Linked DNA regions of Homo sapiens: region 2 is linked to region 1. Evidence: chromatin loops called from intact Hi-C (ENCODE). Cell type or tissue: mammary epithelial cell. All regions are shown on one strand.

What was found. A loop is a pair of places that touch in the nucleus more often than their neighbours do. Peaks named below come from ENCODE experiments on the same cell type or tissue, not always from the same donor. Only the 100,000 strongest peaks of a DNase experiment are listed, where the experiment ranks them.
Region 2: a loop joins it to region 1, with 10 times the contacts of the local background. A loop is called at or near these places in 18 of 110 quality-filtered maps.

The regions. Positions count from the first base shown.
Region 1 is chr12:65,310,505-65,318,504 of GRCh38, reverse strand. The region is part of intron 2 of MSRB3 (methionine sulfoxide reductase B3); the gene reads right to left. Among named protein-coding and RNA genes, the nearest start is that of MSRB3, 36 kb to the right of the region's middle. In mammary epithelial cell, a CTCF peak has its summit at 4,591 (motif pointing left); no DNase peak of the experiment used is centred here; H3K27ac peaks cover 424 bases.
Region 2 is chr12:65,670,834-65,678,833 of GRCh38, reverse strand. No RefSeq gene overlaps it. Among named protein-coding and RNA genes, the nearest start is that of MSRB3-AS1, 32 kb to the right of the region's middle. In mammary epithelial cell, a CTCF peak has its summit at 4,862 (motif pointing right); a DNase peak (open chromatin) is centred at 7,793; H3K27ac peaks cover 3,461 bases.

The sequences.
Region 1 (8,000 bases):
TAAAAACAGACAGGCTCATTTCCATTCTACATTTCACATGCAATCAAAAAGATCTGCAAAAAATAGCTCGCTCTCTCATCCTCCTTCTCCCCTTGGGAGCACCGACTGCTAGGGAGATGAGCGGTAACCACCCACAAAAAGGAAGGAAAGGAGCCCTCTCTTAGATTATCATGCAAATTTTATTTAAATGTAACATTGAGTATACTTCACCAGAAACAAAATAAAATATATATTGTCAAAAACTCAGCTTTGCAAATTTCCAAAATTACATTACCACCCAAATCAAATTTCAAATATAAATTAATTAAGCAAAAGGCATAGAAAACAAGTCTTCAGTTGCCACTCAACAAACAGCTAAATCTGAATCTATATATTCCAGAAAAATCTGAGGAGTTCTGGAGAAAAAAAAAATCCACTTTACTTTTTCACTCAAATTTATCAAGAAAAGCCATGTCTTGCCCTGACACGGGAAGACATTATTCAATGTCTTCTTGAGAGACAGTGCTCACACATATTTTAGTCATCTTTGCATCCTCAGCACCTAGTAATGTGGCTGAGAAAAAGGAAGGACTAAACGGGTATATGTTGTATTTAAATACTTACTCAATTCTCCACTTTAATTATTGCTATTTAAATCTTCTTTCTAAAAGATGTTTTCTAAATAATGATCTTGGCTATGTTTCTTAGAAATTAGTTTAAAAACAGCAACAATAACATTTGCTTAATAAATCAGTGAAATTTTAAACATAAATAATGATAGAGTAAAAACATTAATTCAGTAATTCAGATTGCTACTCTGAATCCTATGTTACCTCTCTAGGGTTTCACATTCAACTCTTTTATTATAACTAATATTTGATTAATTCTCTGGATTTAAGACTATAAGATTACCTGATCCAGCATTCCTCAAAATGCATTCTCTAAAACACTGGCTCTGAAAAAAATGCTAACATGTTATTCCTCTTGCAGAGTGAGAAGGGAAAGGTTCCACTGTCAAATCAGATTAGGCAAATCTAGGTGACATGGGTTTCTTGAAGACCTTCTCAGAGATTTTCTTATGCTGATGTGCACTATTAAATATGTGGTCATTTGATACCCCATTATTTTATGCTCCACTAAAAAGGCGGGGAGAAAGTGGCCAAACTATAATACATTCTTGTCACAATGATTTTTAAGCTGCATCCAGATTACCAAGATGGTAAAATGGTAAAAGCAGTGCATCTTAGAATTTATGCAATAGGGTAGTATGTAGGGTTTCTCAATTTCATGATGAGATCCATTTTACAAGGGAAAGTTAGTAGAATTAGTGTCCCTCAGATTATAATTTGGGAAATGATGAATTTCTAGTCCAAAGCCCTCAAAAGGAAATCAGGGCCCAAAAAAGTTACTACTCATGGTTGCATACCTGGTTAATGACAGCCAGGTTCTCTTGTCTGCAGCCTTCCTCCTTTAGTTTATTTGTCCATTCTGTTTCTCTCTTGAACCCATGCTTGGTTGCACTCTACCATACCTATCTATTGCTAACCCATGTGCCCACAATCCACCCCTACCCCCATCTTCTCATCCTCCACTCCTACCACCTCCCACTAATTACATCTACACATTCCTTCAATATCCTTCAGAAGAACTGTCATTGCTTGAAATCCTATTCCGAGAATCCAGTCTGACATTCTGGGAGGAAAGAAGCACAATGCTTCTCACTTCTTCTACTCCCTGCCTCAATGGTAAAACAAAAGAGAAAGTGTTCATATAGAATCGTCAAACCTTCAAGTATATAACTCCTTTCATCCTATAGATAATAAAATTTGAACCTGAGGTGGCCATCTTTCTCACCAGAATGTAGATCCCTTAAGAGCAGAGATCACATTACTTGTAATGTGACATTATTTTGATATATAAGATGATGTTACTTATTCACAAGCATTCATTCATCCAACAAATATTTATTGAACACCTATTATGTGATAGACACAACTGTAGTTGCTGAATTGTAACAGTGAACTAAACAGACAAAAATTTCTACCTTTCTGGAGCTTGCTTTGCAGGAACCAAGGACTTTCCATAACTGAAACAGATTTTGCCTGATCAAACCCATGACATTTCCCAGACTTTTTGGCGTCCTCCCTTCCACCCCCATCTTTTTTTCCCCAATTTCTTCTCCCTTACAACAAGGCACTTAAATTGCACAGAACAAACTTTTGGAAAATGTCAGCTAATATGTAATATAATATAATATAATACAATAACCCTCACCTGAAGGTCATATCTTTTATAAAAGATTTGACAAGAATGTTACAAAATTCTCAGTTTACAGATGCAGAATAGGAATAAAAGGTACAAAACAAAGATTCCTGGGGCCAGAAAGCAAGTTGGTGGTAGAAACAAACTAGTAAATACAGATCAGTGTCTAATCTCTTTCTTCATCAATACCAATAATATGATGAGAAGCTCTGAAATTTGCTGTGAGATTATCTAAAATTTGCAGAAGGAAGATTAAAACATTAATCAAGTGGAATATAATATAAACAGTTTTATCTTTCTGCGCTAACATGTATTTCTGCAACAAAACAAAATCCTACAAAGCTATAGTTACAGGATTCTGAATTTTCTTTGCTTGCCTCAAATTCAAATACTCTAGTGATAAAAATTAACATTCCATTCCTTCCTTGCAACTATGTGGCTCAATATAATAAATACATCTAGTACTGAAAGAAATGCTTATCATAAAAGTTAATACATAAATTTAAACTCTATAAAAGTATATCTCTTATTAACCATCTAAATAACTGATATCTTTTGTCATTTCATGGGTTTTTTTTTTTTTTTTTTTTGAGATGGAGACAGAGTCTCACCCTGTAGCCCAGGCTGGAGTGCAATCATACGATCCCGGCTCACTGCAACCTCTGCCTCCTGGGCTTAAGCGATTCTCCTGCTTCAGCCTCCTGGGTAGCTGGGATTACAGGCGCACCACCAGGCCCGGCTAATTATTGTATTTTTAGTAGAGACAGGGTTTCACTATGTTGGCCAGGCTGGTCTCAAACTCCTGGCCTCAAGTGATCTGCCCACCTCGGCCTCTCAAAGTGCCTGGATTACAGGTACGACCACCGCGCCAGGCCTCATGGTGTATTTTTTATAACACGCATTTTTAAATTACTAATACAAGCGTAAATATACTAAATGTTTTAAAAAATAAAAATATATAGGAAATTGAAATAAATGAAATAAGGATTTAAAATTTTCAAGTAAATCGTTGATTTCAAATGCAAAGGCACAAAAGGTAATTTCAGATAATTTATCGTTGCATCTTAATACAATCTATTTTAAAGAATGTTAAATTACAGTATACCTAGCAGAAGCAGTTATGAGAAATTCAATCTCTAAATAAAATGTTTAGGATGAAATTGTAAACTAGGAAAGGATGATAGTAAAAATTCATCAAATATCTACCCACAATATTACTGAATCTGTGAGCTGTCATTCATGGCTCATTCCTTCATTAAACTTGTGTTTGTTGAGAGCAAGAGTTAGCTCATTTTAATAAATCCTTCTACAATCTGTCACATAACATTATTGTGAATATGTTTAGATAAATAAGCATCTAATTGCCTATATGATTCCTCCAAAGTGCATATTGTCTAGATATTCTAACCCTGTAGAATTATCATTTGTTTTCAGAATTTATGTTTTACACACTGTACAGTCATTGTTAACTAATGAATTTCTCAAACAAAACTAAGATTTAATTGTTTTTTTCATGCCTATTTAAACTCTCTTGTTACTAGGTGTTATGTATTTTATAATTCTTAAGGTATATAAAGAATTTATTCCATATTTACCAGAAAATCAAGAGAATCCACACTTAACAAACCATATGCCCAACATCTTATTCATACAGTCTTATTGTTGTATAACAATTTAGCCTTAACTAATATCCATTGTCACAGATAATTAAAAGTTCATCTGGTAATTAGATGCTGCACAGCAACTTTTCAACATTAACTAAAACTTTATTATATTATAGGGCTACTAAAACAGTTTGTTTTAGAAAAATATAGCTGCATCAGAGTACTCATTTAATCAACATTTTAAATATAATTTTTCTTAGTTTTCTAAAATATTTTCATTCATGCAAAAATCGATTCATGCTTAACAGTCAACATGCTAAACTAATAACATTTTCAAGATTCTATAAAAATTCAAAACACAGCAAAACAAAATGTGAAATTTTCTTTAATTCTTGGGTGGTCTGCTGAAGAAAATTTAGCTGCATATAAAACTATAAATGACTGTTAAATCAGCTATTTGGATACAAGATAATTTATGAAAACTTGTTTCAGTTTATAGAAAGTCTACACATGAAAGACAATTTCAATGAGATGGCCAAGCATAAGGGAGTCAGAATCTTATTGAAAATGGAAAAAGGTTTTGTGCTCTACAAATATTGTTTGAACATAATATAAGCAGAAAAATTTGTGGATTATAAATCCATATGTTCTTAACTGGCTATTCCTTATATACTTTTGTTTAAGTTTTCACAATGCACCTATGTGCTAATATCAATAATCATTCATGCTATGAAAGAATGTAAACCTAGTGCCATCTACTGGAAAAAGTGGATACCATTTAATCAACTAATTGCAAATTATTTTGTGAATTACGGGTTGAAATTTGTATGTCCTTTTTTCTATTTCTTTAAAAAAAATCCTCTCCTCGGCATTTTAATATAATCAAAGAAATTAGGTAAGATAAAGTTAGGTCAGATGTTGGGTAAGAATGGTGAAACTGGAGAACTGAGGGCATTAATCTGAACACAAGGGAGAGAATTCCTTTAGGGACACCAATACAGAAATCAGAAACACGGTGTTCTGATCCGAGTTTTAGATTGGGTTCATGTGCATCTTTTAGAACAGAGGTCCTGAATATGTGGTCAAAGAACCCCCTTTGAAGAGTTTCAGAAGACTTAACAAAAAATTTCTTGAAATTATATGAAAACATGTGTAGATGCATATATGTCTTTTCTGGAAAAGAAGGTCATAACTTTTATCAAAGCACTATGTAGGTTGTCCATATTTTTCATGACCCAAAAAAGATTCTGAAGAACTAATATAGAAAGTCAATGCATTCAGTAAGTGAACAGCACACTGACGATTCTGATTATCTTTTAAGTACATCAGTTCTATTAATGAACTATTGCCAGCTCAAATTGAATAAGTACTTGTTACTGATGGATGTGGCTTTAATGTGTATCTGTAGTATTTCCTCTTTACAAATGGAGACTTTAAAGCACAACAAACAATAATTTGCTGCAAAGAAGTGATCAAAAGGGCCAGAGTTCTTAAGTCTTATGCTAAGTATACTACGTACTTATTCACCGCCTCAAACAGTTTACTACCAAAACTCAAAACTGTTTGCAAGAAAAGGTAAAAGCAATTCTGGATAACATGCATTGAATCTGTTGCCACTTTTGTTTTTTGTTTAGCTACAATGTGATTTATACCTATGACATCCCCTGTATTGTATTAATGCAATAAAGTGAGAAAAAATTGTCAGACAATAAATTCAAAAGTAAACCAAACTATGAACTTCACTTTTAATCTTCCCATATAAAGGAGTTTCAAATAAATTTGTACTCTCTTACAGCTATGACTTCACCTACACATAAACATTCCAAATGTTTACTGATTCATTTAACATATATTTATTAAGTGCCAGGCACTGTGTTAAGCTCTGGAGCCATAAGCCGCTGATTCATGGAGTTCTAGTTATACAGATGATAATCAATGACTTTCTAACACCATTTGCAAAATATCTCTAAGACTTCTAATTGCTACATTAGAAAACTATGATATATTTATAAGCTACAGCCATGTGACTCTTCAATTCATGGAAACTATTAAATATGCCAATAATGTCAAATAAGAATCACAACCACAAATTATATGTATGAGGGTAGAAAAAAAGTATAATTTATCACTCTAATTAGTACTATTTAGACAAATTTTATTTATTTCACCCTCACTTGGCTGAAAGCTATCATGATATCTAGTCTAAGCTACAATTACACTTAATTTTTATCTAGCATTAAAACTATGTATAAAATTGGGCTTCCTGATTCCTCCTCAGATAATGCTTCAGTCTTGATTAAGAGGCAAGGAATTCTAATGTTCAAACATGGAAACTGTGTCCTCCCACCACAACTCAGCAGACTTCTCTGTATAAGTTCCCAGCATTAGTTAGTACTGAGTTTTAAGATCTGATTAACCTAAAGTCAAAAGTAAAAACAAGTGACAGTTAATAAAATCACAGAATTTAAGAACTAAATATACTATCTAATTTTAATTCCTCATAAAGATGAAGAGACTGTGATCAGGAGAAGTTTATTGATTTGTTCAAGGTCACGCAAGTTAAGGACAGAGCTTTGGTTAGAGTTTTCTAACTCCTAATCCAGTGTTCTTTTAATACATTAAGGAAACTGTTGTAAGAAATTAAGAAGAAATTCTGCGAGAGAAAAATTACCTTTAATTGCAAACATGAGTGAACCATAACTCAGATGCACTTAAAAAGCTCCAAATTAAAATTATACTTTATTAAAAAAATAAGACGTAAAAAAAGTCAAAGCTGAAAAATAATAGATCACTCTTCTGGGATATAGCCTTCATGCAGGTCAATCCAGTTATAATCAACTTTAAGAGCTTGCTCCAATTATATTTTAGTTCTGGAATTATTTCATATTGAATAATACTCAAAATTAGTAGGGTACTGGTTAGGGAACAGACATCTTTTTGATTTACAGAGATTTCTGTTGTAATGGGTTTTGACCAGCAACATTATATTAAAGCAAGACTTCAAACTTTCACCTTCACTTCCTGTATTTCCAATTTTGGCCTCTTCTCTTCCCTACCTGTACAAACTAATAGGGACTAGAATTCCCATTTCAATTTCATCTTTATTTTTCAAAATTTAAGCAGTCTGTTTCATTACTGTTGAAGTTAATTTCTTCAACATTTCTATATATCTAAGAGCAAAATCCTGTTAGAGAAATTGATGATGATACAGATTTTGCTAAATCCAAGTTATAAAATATGTAGACACCCAAAGACTGACTTTCATAACACTTTAAAAACTAGTGGTGCTTGAATGGTCGAGAAATTATGGAATACTATTCTAGTCAACTCATTTTTCAAATTAAAATGGGTTTACAAGCCCTAGATAAGAAAGATGAGAGTTTCTTTGGGCTTTTACCAGTACTGGGTAGTAAGAATAAAAGAAATCTCTTGTATATTTATAGGACTTGAATTCTGGTTCAGCAGGGTGCATAAGTAAAATAAAGAGATCAGAACAACAGGTCAAGATGGTTATTCCTCAAACATAAAGTGTATTTGTGAGTCCCATGAAAGTAAAAAATAGTTAAATGAAACATAGGACATGTTTAAAAGTTTGAAAAGTCTGTTGTATTGGAAAAACATAAATCTATATTAATACAGATACATGAATTTCCATATTGAACATAGTGAAGACATATATGGTGTTTACTAAATGCCAGCCACAGGTTTAAGCACTTTTCACATCCCAATCTATTTAATTCTCACAGCAACCCTTTCAGGTTGGTACTATTATTATCTCCATGTTACAAACAAGGAAGCTAAGGCACACAGCTAGTCAGTGGCAAAGTCAGATTTTAAACTCAGTCTGACCTCATACAGAATTTGTGTGCTTAAGCACTGTACCATAATGGTTAATTTTTTAAAAACTATCAGCTTTGCTGAATTTATCTTTGAATCATTTTATCAAAATTTAAAGATATTTATATTTCAGTTAAACAATCTCATTATGAAACCCTTTAATCCATGACTGTCATATCTTGAAGAATACACTGTTAATTAATGTGGTTTCTATAAACATTTAGCCTCCCCTGTATTTGGCAAACCAATGTTACAAGAACTATGCTGGGTACTTTTACACATTGGAGCTTTTTCCAGAGGAAAACATCATTATGTATA
Region 2 (8,000 bases), 360 kb before region 1:
TGATTCCACCAGAACACGTCAGCTACCCTGACATTGACACTGGGTAACCCATCTTTAATTTCTGCTTAAGGGATGGGGTGGCCCTTTCCAAGCGCGAATTTTTTTTTTTGTCAACTTTTATTTTAAGTTCCAGAGTACATGTGCAGGATGCAGAAGTTTGTTACATAGGTAAACGTGTGCCGTGGTGGTTTGCTGCGCAGATCAACCCATCACCTAGGTGTTAAGTCCAGCATCCATTAGCTTTTCTTCCTGATGTTCTCCCTCCCTCTAGCCTCAACAGGCCCCAGTGTGTGTTGTTCCCCTCCCTGCATCCATGTGTTCTCATCGTTCAGCTTCCACTTATAAGTGAGAACATGTGGTGTTTGATTTTCTCTTCCTGCGTTAGTTTGCTGAGGATAACGGCTTCCAGCTCCATCTATTTTCCTGCCAAGGACAAATCTTATTCCTTTTCAAGGCTGCATAGTATTCCATAGTGTATACATACCACATTTTCTTTATCCAGTCTGTCATTAATGAGCATTGGGTTGATTCCATATCTTTGCTATTGTGAGTAGTGCTGCAATGAACATATGCGTTCATGTATCTTTATAATAGAATGTTTTAAATTTCTTTTGGTATATACCCAGTAATGGGATGGCTAGGTTAAATGGTATTTCTGGTTCTAGGTATTTGAGGAATCACCACACTGTCTTCCACAATGGTTGAACTAATTTACATTCCCACCGACAGTGTAAAAGCATTCCTTTTTCTCCACAACTTCTCCAGCATTTGTTGTTTCTTGACTTTTTAATAACTGCCATTCTGACTGGTGTGAGATGGCATCTCGTTGTGGTTTTGATTTGCATTTCTCTAATGATCAGTGATGTTGTGCTTTTTTCCATGTTCATTAGCTGCATGAATGTCTTCTTCTGAGAAGTGTCTGTTCATGTCCCAAGGGGGATATCTTAAGAAAACTTTGCACAGCAGTGGAAACATTTTTACATTTTTTCCAAATAATAAAGTAAGATTGTATGCTATTTTAAATTAATAGTATATCTTTCAAGGGAGCTCTTTCTGATATCTCTTTACATGATAATAACAAAAATAGTTCGCCCCCAATTGTGCTTTATGTGTAGAATCATCTTCTTGCTGAAGATGCTTTATTCAGTTGTTTTCCAAAGCTATAACCTGGAAGAGCTTAAGCTGAAGCCTCATGTGTACTTAATACAATTTTAAGCATAGTGAAATACAGATATAGATATGCATGTTGTAGGAACATAGTTATCTATTCTACTTATCAGGAGTTGCCCAGGAGGGCAGTTCTCATCATTCAGGAATAAGTTAATCAGATTTGAGGCCTTAGTAGCAAAATGATTATATTGCATATCCAGCTGTATAGTGACAGATAGACAAGACAGATGGATGTAGGTACAGATATATTTAGAGTATATAGCATATTCAGATGTAAATATAGATGATGCAAATATAGACACGGACACACATCAGCATTATATAGATGTTTATTTTCTATTTTAACACATGCGTTTAGGACAACTTAACAACAGGAGATCATTACTTTCATCTTTGAATGATTCCAATATTTTCCTCTTCCAAAATATATTTTGGCTGTTATATAAATGAAACCCAAGGAATGGTTAGGATTTACATTAAGATTACAGACTTCTTCCCATATACTCTAACTTGAGTTATGCATTTAGAGAATACTGATTTGGAAGGCTTCTCAAGGGTTTGTGCCCTACTGGCTCCCCAGTCTGGAGTGTTCTTTTCACAGAGCTCTAAGTTGCGTTCACTAATATCATGCCAAGCTCTGCATTAATTTCATCTACTCAGAGAGGGCTTCCTGACCACTCTGTCAGAAAGAGCAGACCCACTCCCAGCCCTTCTCCTCATCATTTTCTAATATTCTGCTTTGTTTTATTCCTTATATTTTGTCATTACTGATTTTTTCTTTCTTTCTCTTTCTCATTCTTTCTTTTTCTTCCCTCTCTCCCGTCCTTCTATTATTTCTCCCTCCCTCCCTCCCTCCCTCCTTCCTTCCTTCCTTCCTTCTTTATTTTTTCAGCTGTCTCTGTCTCTAAAGGACTGGAACTTCATTTGCTTGTTATGGTATTTTTAGTGCCTAGAATATTGCCTGGCACAGAATAAGTGTTCAAAATATCTTTGTTACATGAGCAAGTGAATGAATGAATGAATGAATGAAATCCATTCAATTTAACTCATCAGATAATGCTGCATGAAAGTCTTGTGACCCTCCATAGAAATAAGAAAAACACATTTTTTGAAGTCCAAGTATGTTGTGGGCATTGTGCTAGGAAAGGCTGGAAAATTATTTCACACAGTAACATGTGAAATGGACCTATTGTCATATTTCTTGAACAGAGTTTAATTTCTATGTTCGGCCCTTATACTGTTGGGCAGTGAAAAGTCGATCTTAATCTGTTTAGGATTCCATTCTGTTCTCTTTAGGGTCGTGCCTACATTTTCAAGCTTGGTGTATGTGAGTGGGAAGGAAGGGTTCTGGTGCTGCCAGGCCATGCTGGTGTCTGATGTAGCATCCTAGTTCCTCTCTGGTCCTTGGTCATTGGTCCACACAGGTTTCTTCAGTGTGGCTCTCTCAACTAATTCCTGAGAATCTGAGAAATGGGTGGCTGCCTCAAAGGCCAGGCTGAGACATCAGTAACTCTGCTTTCTTGCCTCTTTGAGACCCATGAGATCATTTTGCAGCATCTGAGTAGAAAAGATAGTTTAAAGACAGGACTTAAGGGAATATTTAGAAAACATACAGGAAAATGTGCTGTATCTAGAGCTCTAGAGGTGGTCCAGAGGTAGGATGACAGAATAGTATCATGGGAACCAAAGGAAGAAAGGATTTTATAAAAGAGAGATGTCAACAGCATCAAACACCAACAGAAACCGACTGGAATGGAGTAAAAGAGGCATTAGTGTCATGTCTACAAATGCCTAAACAATGATAACTTTTTTAGAAAAAAGGAGTAAAAGGAAAGATCTGCTAATATATGGTACAGCATAGACAAACTGACTTATTTATTTGTACATTTTTTCTTATTGAACAGTTTTGTGGTTTTCTTATAGAAACCCAATGAATGGTCAGGAATGACTTTTCCACTTTTCCATTGTAAGATCACTGGTCACTGGCTCTGCTTCCTCAGTTTTTAATTTAATGAACTTGGCACAATTCAAAAACAGTTAATAGTTCATCCTTAGATTTGTGCAGTTTCTCAAATGGCAATGACCTTTTGCTATGGTCAGTTTCTCATTTTCTTTCTGCCCATCCCCCAAAGGAAAAGGTTTTGTAGAGGCATTACACAGAACAGCTGCTTGGAACATGCATAGGCCAGTTTACATTAGGCTGTTTTTTCTTGAGAAAGTCATAGTTTAAACAAATGGTTGTGTCTATTTTAATCATTTTTGCCCTCTTTTGAAGTGTTTTTTCAAACAGAAGTTTTTTTTTAGAATAGAGTTTTGCATTATAAATTAGTCTGCTCTGTCATGTCCCTTTTAAACACAGCTGTTACTACAATGTAAACAGAGTTTTTAAAATGTAGATAAACAGTTACAAGAGGAAGAGTTTCAAGTGTTTTTAACACATGGTCAGTTTTTGCTTACTTGAATTCTGTGGTTTGAAAGTTGAATTCGAAATACACTTTTGATTTCACAGATGTCAAGCTATTCAATACAGCTGTTCATGGATGCCCAATTTTAATTTCACAGCTGGCACAGTTTTGACAATATCACATTTTTGAAGTCATATCAGTAGTAAACCTAGGATGAATATGGAAATTCTACAATGGTACACTACAATACTCCTTTGAGGCATAAATGTTGAATGTAAAAACTATCTAGTAGGCCTAAGCTAAATTATAAAACAGTTTTTCATGGTCATCCACCATATTTGCTATGAAATACACAGCAAATTTCAGTATCTTCATAGAAGGTACAGTTATAATCCCAAGAAGAGAAACAAGAGAATACTAATTCTTTAGTGTAATAATCTTATATTTTAAGAATTTATGCCAAAGTACCCACCTTAAAAAGTTAAAAATTACACATTATTTGGATGTAAAGCTTTTGACTGATCTAAGTTTGTTGTTTTGACAAAATTCAAACAAATGAACTTAAATATAGCATCTGTGTCATTTTCCATCAGCATAAAATGCAAGCACTAGACATAAGTACACAAGAATCACAAGCATTTGGAACTGGCAGAGTATTAAAACTAGAGCATTTCAATGTTTTTTGGGGGAAATGTAACAATATATTTGAAATGTATACTTCCATGATCTATCTAAAAATCTACTATCAAAAATATTATAATGGATGATTAAAGGTATCACTGTTTAAATTATTATCCAGAAATTCCCAAGTCGTTGTTTACCTGTGACTTCTATTACTTGAGTAATAAATTTTGGGACCACATAATTTTAGATAATTATTTAGCAAATGTTCTTTTAGCAAATGCCACATAAAGTAAAAATGAATGTAAAATTAAATTCTATCTAAAAAACAGTTTAGTTAGAAAATACCATCACTGAAATGTCCAAGAAAAACATACACAATTTCTATCCATATTGTTCCCAAACCACCAGGCCTGAGTTATGGATCTTAAGGAGGAAGCCATCTTACCAAACCTAATTACTCTGTGTTTGGCTTGGATAAATGGTTAACTGATTATTTAGTTATATCACACAACCCAACATGACCTCATTTTCAATAAAAACATATGATTTGATCCAGAGCTTTCCACAGTACTTCATAATTAGACACCTTATCCATCAGGCTGCAAGAAAACCCTGGTAAAGAGTAAAACAAGAATTTTCATGTGTTAAGTTATACACCAGAGGGAGTCCCATGAATATAATACAAACATACTGACATTGCCAAGGAAAAGTCAATTAAAAATTATATGCACTCTAAGAGTTACAAAGCTCAAAATGTGTTGTGTAATTCAGGCTGAATAGCCCTTGAGTATAAGCATTCATGAAAATTAGGCTTTATTTATTAATGTTTTTATCTCTAGGAGTTCCTAAGAACTTTCCTAAGTGAATTTTAGAACTGATGTTAAAAGTATAAACCACATTTTCTTCATCAGAATTTCAGATATGTTTGTAGGTATGAACACACATACTATATACTTATAAGTAATGCCATATTTAGAATCTTTAAATTTTTCCTAAAACATGATCATATATCTGATCTTTTAATGTACATAAATACTCTTTCAAGCTAAATTGAGTTAACTCCCTTAAATAAAAAATAATCTGAATTTCTTCCAAAAACTCACCTCTTATATTTATTCAGTGTGATGGCTGTCCCTCATACCTCTCTGAGTCATGTACATAAAGCCTGTACATGAAACCAGGATAATTTGCTTCTGTTTCTGCCAATTTTTTTCCCTTGGATTTCTCTTTCTTGTTGAGCCTTTACTGTACAATTGACATGGAGAATCTTGCCAAATACAAGTAACAGTAACTCTATAGGCTTCCATGGTTACAGTCCCCAAAGAGCTTTGAATAACACTTGAAAATTTAAGACCAAGGAAACCATTAATATCTTTGTAGGCTCTTCATTTACTTATTTATGTTTTTAAAAACAAGTTTCACTGGGTTTTATTTCACTTATTACTTCAACCCATTGATATAATTAGTATTAAACATGTCAAGTGTTATTTTATTAACATAATGCAAAAGGAATCTTCCAACCTATAAGCCATTTTTTTAATCTGTTAAGGGGAAAGAATTAGTGAAACCTTGGTAAAGAGTAAAACAAGAATTTTTCAAGTGCTTGAAAATTTTAGACAAGGTGTTAAATTGCCGCTGAAAATATAGAACCTCCTGGGCTGACAACTACTATTCTTTTGGAGATGCTAACTTACTGGTGGGCTTCCCTGTTTCTTTTAAATATTCTTAATGTGATACTGGAAGGGGCTGTCCCAAGGTCAGACATTGAAATGTAAAGTTGTGAGGTGATGACTGAAGTGGGAATATTATGAAATCTTCACCCTATATTATTTTAGTATAGCACAGCCTTAGGCAAATATAATCACTTCCACCAGATACTAATTCCTATTTTTGTGAAGAAAGTCCAGGATAACTCAAGGAAGGAGAACCTCTAGGGAATGCAATCTGGAAAGTGTTCTTTCCCCTGCCACTTCCCTGCATTCCTGACCAGCTCTCTCTTGCCCCAGTCTCCGCCCTAAATGGCCCCATTGTCCTTTCACTTACGCAGGTTAGCTGCCTCCAGTAGCTTTGCCCAACATCACCTAGGGACCTTCCTATTCCTTCCTCCAATTCTTTTCATCCCCCACTCCCCACAATCAATGTATTTTCTGGAGATTGGTCGGGTTGCCCTATCTTCTTGAAGGAAAACATCGGATTCCTGCCCACTCCTACCCTCCATGGAACTTTGTGGCATGGTACAAATTCCATGGTAGTGATGGCATTCTGGCCAAAGGATGAAATAATTTACACTTTCATGAAATAAAATCCAAATGTCCCTGGCATACAACCTCAGCTCAGAATGTTTATCTGCCCCATCCACCACATCATCTCCACCAGGCAGCTAAATAATTAAAATGATAATTTTCTTTTTTTATTTTATTTTTATTTTATTTTTTGAGATGGAGTCTTACTCTGTTGTCCAGGCTGGAGTGCAGTGGCGCGATCTTGGCTCACTGCAACCTCTGCCTCCCGAGTTCAAGCGTTCAAGCAATTCTCATCCTTCAGCCTCCCTGAGTAGCTGGGATTACAGGCACCCGCCACCACACCCAGCTAATTTTTGTATTTTTAGTAGAGACAGGGCTTCGCCATGTTGGCAGTGGCTTTAAGTGACAGGAAAAAAAAATCTAATTCAATCTTGCTTAAGCAACAAGAGAAATTTATTTGTTCAGGCAATTGAAAAGCTTAGGAGTAGGCTAACTTCAAGTGTGACTTGATTTAGGGACTTGAGTGTTGTTATCGAGATCCTTGATGCCTAGTTTTGCCTTTCCTTCTTTTAACTTCGGACTCCAGGGACACATATTCCCAGATGCAAGTTGAGAGGAAAACTCTATGTTTCTTCCTGGTGATTCTCACCAAAGTCCCAGAATTCATTCTTAATGGATCAATTTGAGGCAAGTGCATATTTGTGAGTTAATAACTATAATTCAGGGAGCAACAGTGCTATTGACTGGCCAGTCTTGGATCATAAGCTCCAATCCTGGAGTTGGGAAGAGAGGCCATCTAATCACGCAGTCTGATAGATGATGAAACATGGTCCCCCAAAGCAAGTTCTGGCACTGTTTCCAAATAAAGGGAGGATGAATGTTGGGCAGTATGATCTTCTCAACTCTAAGTAAAGACACAAAGCATCACAACCTGCTCTCAAGGTGGGCTTACATTTGGCACCAGGAAAATGAGGCCATGTTGAAAGAATATAAAAATCAGGTCTTATGCTTCAGTTGCATGCTTTAATGTCTAGGTGTATTTTAAATATTTCAGCAATATTTGCTGTTCCAAATCAATTCCTTCTCTTGAATTTCCCAATTCTGTAAATAAAAACACCACTCTCCTAACTTCTTAGGCTCAAATGATCCAAGGCCAGGCCTGTGGTGAAGAATGAGGTGAGGCACTTGCCTAAGATGCAAAATTTAGAGTGAACTCAGTGTGGTTGGCTAAAAATCAGCACATTCTCCCACCAGATAGCCACATCCTGATTCCTGGAACCTGTGAATGTTACCTTCTATGACAAGGCATTTGCAGATATGATTAAATTGAACGTCTTGAGATGGGGAGATTATCCTGGAGGAAGAGGGCAGGCCCCTACATGCAATCACAAGTGTCACGATAAGAGTGAGTCAGGAAAGCTTTCATTCTATTTTGTAGAATGGAGGCTACCTCAATTCATTAAAAAAAAAAAAAGTGAGTCAGAGAGAAACTTTACACAGACAGAAGAGGAGAAAGTAATGTGACCACAGCGACAGAGATTGAAGTGATGGAGGAATG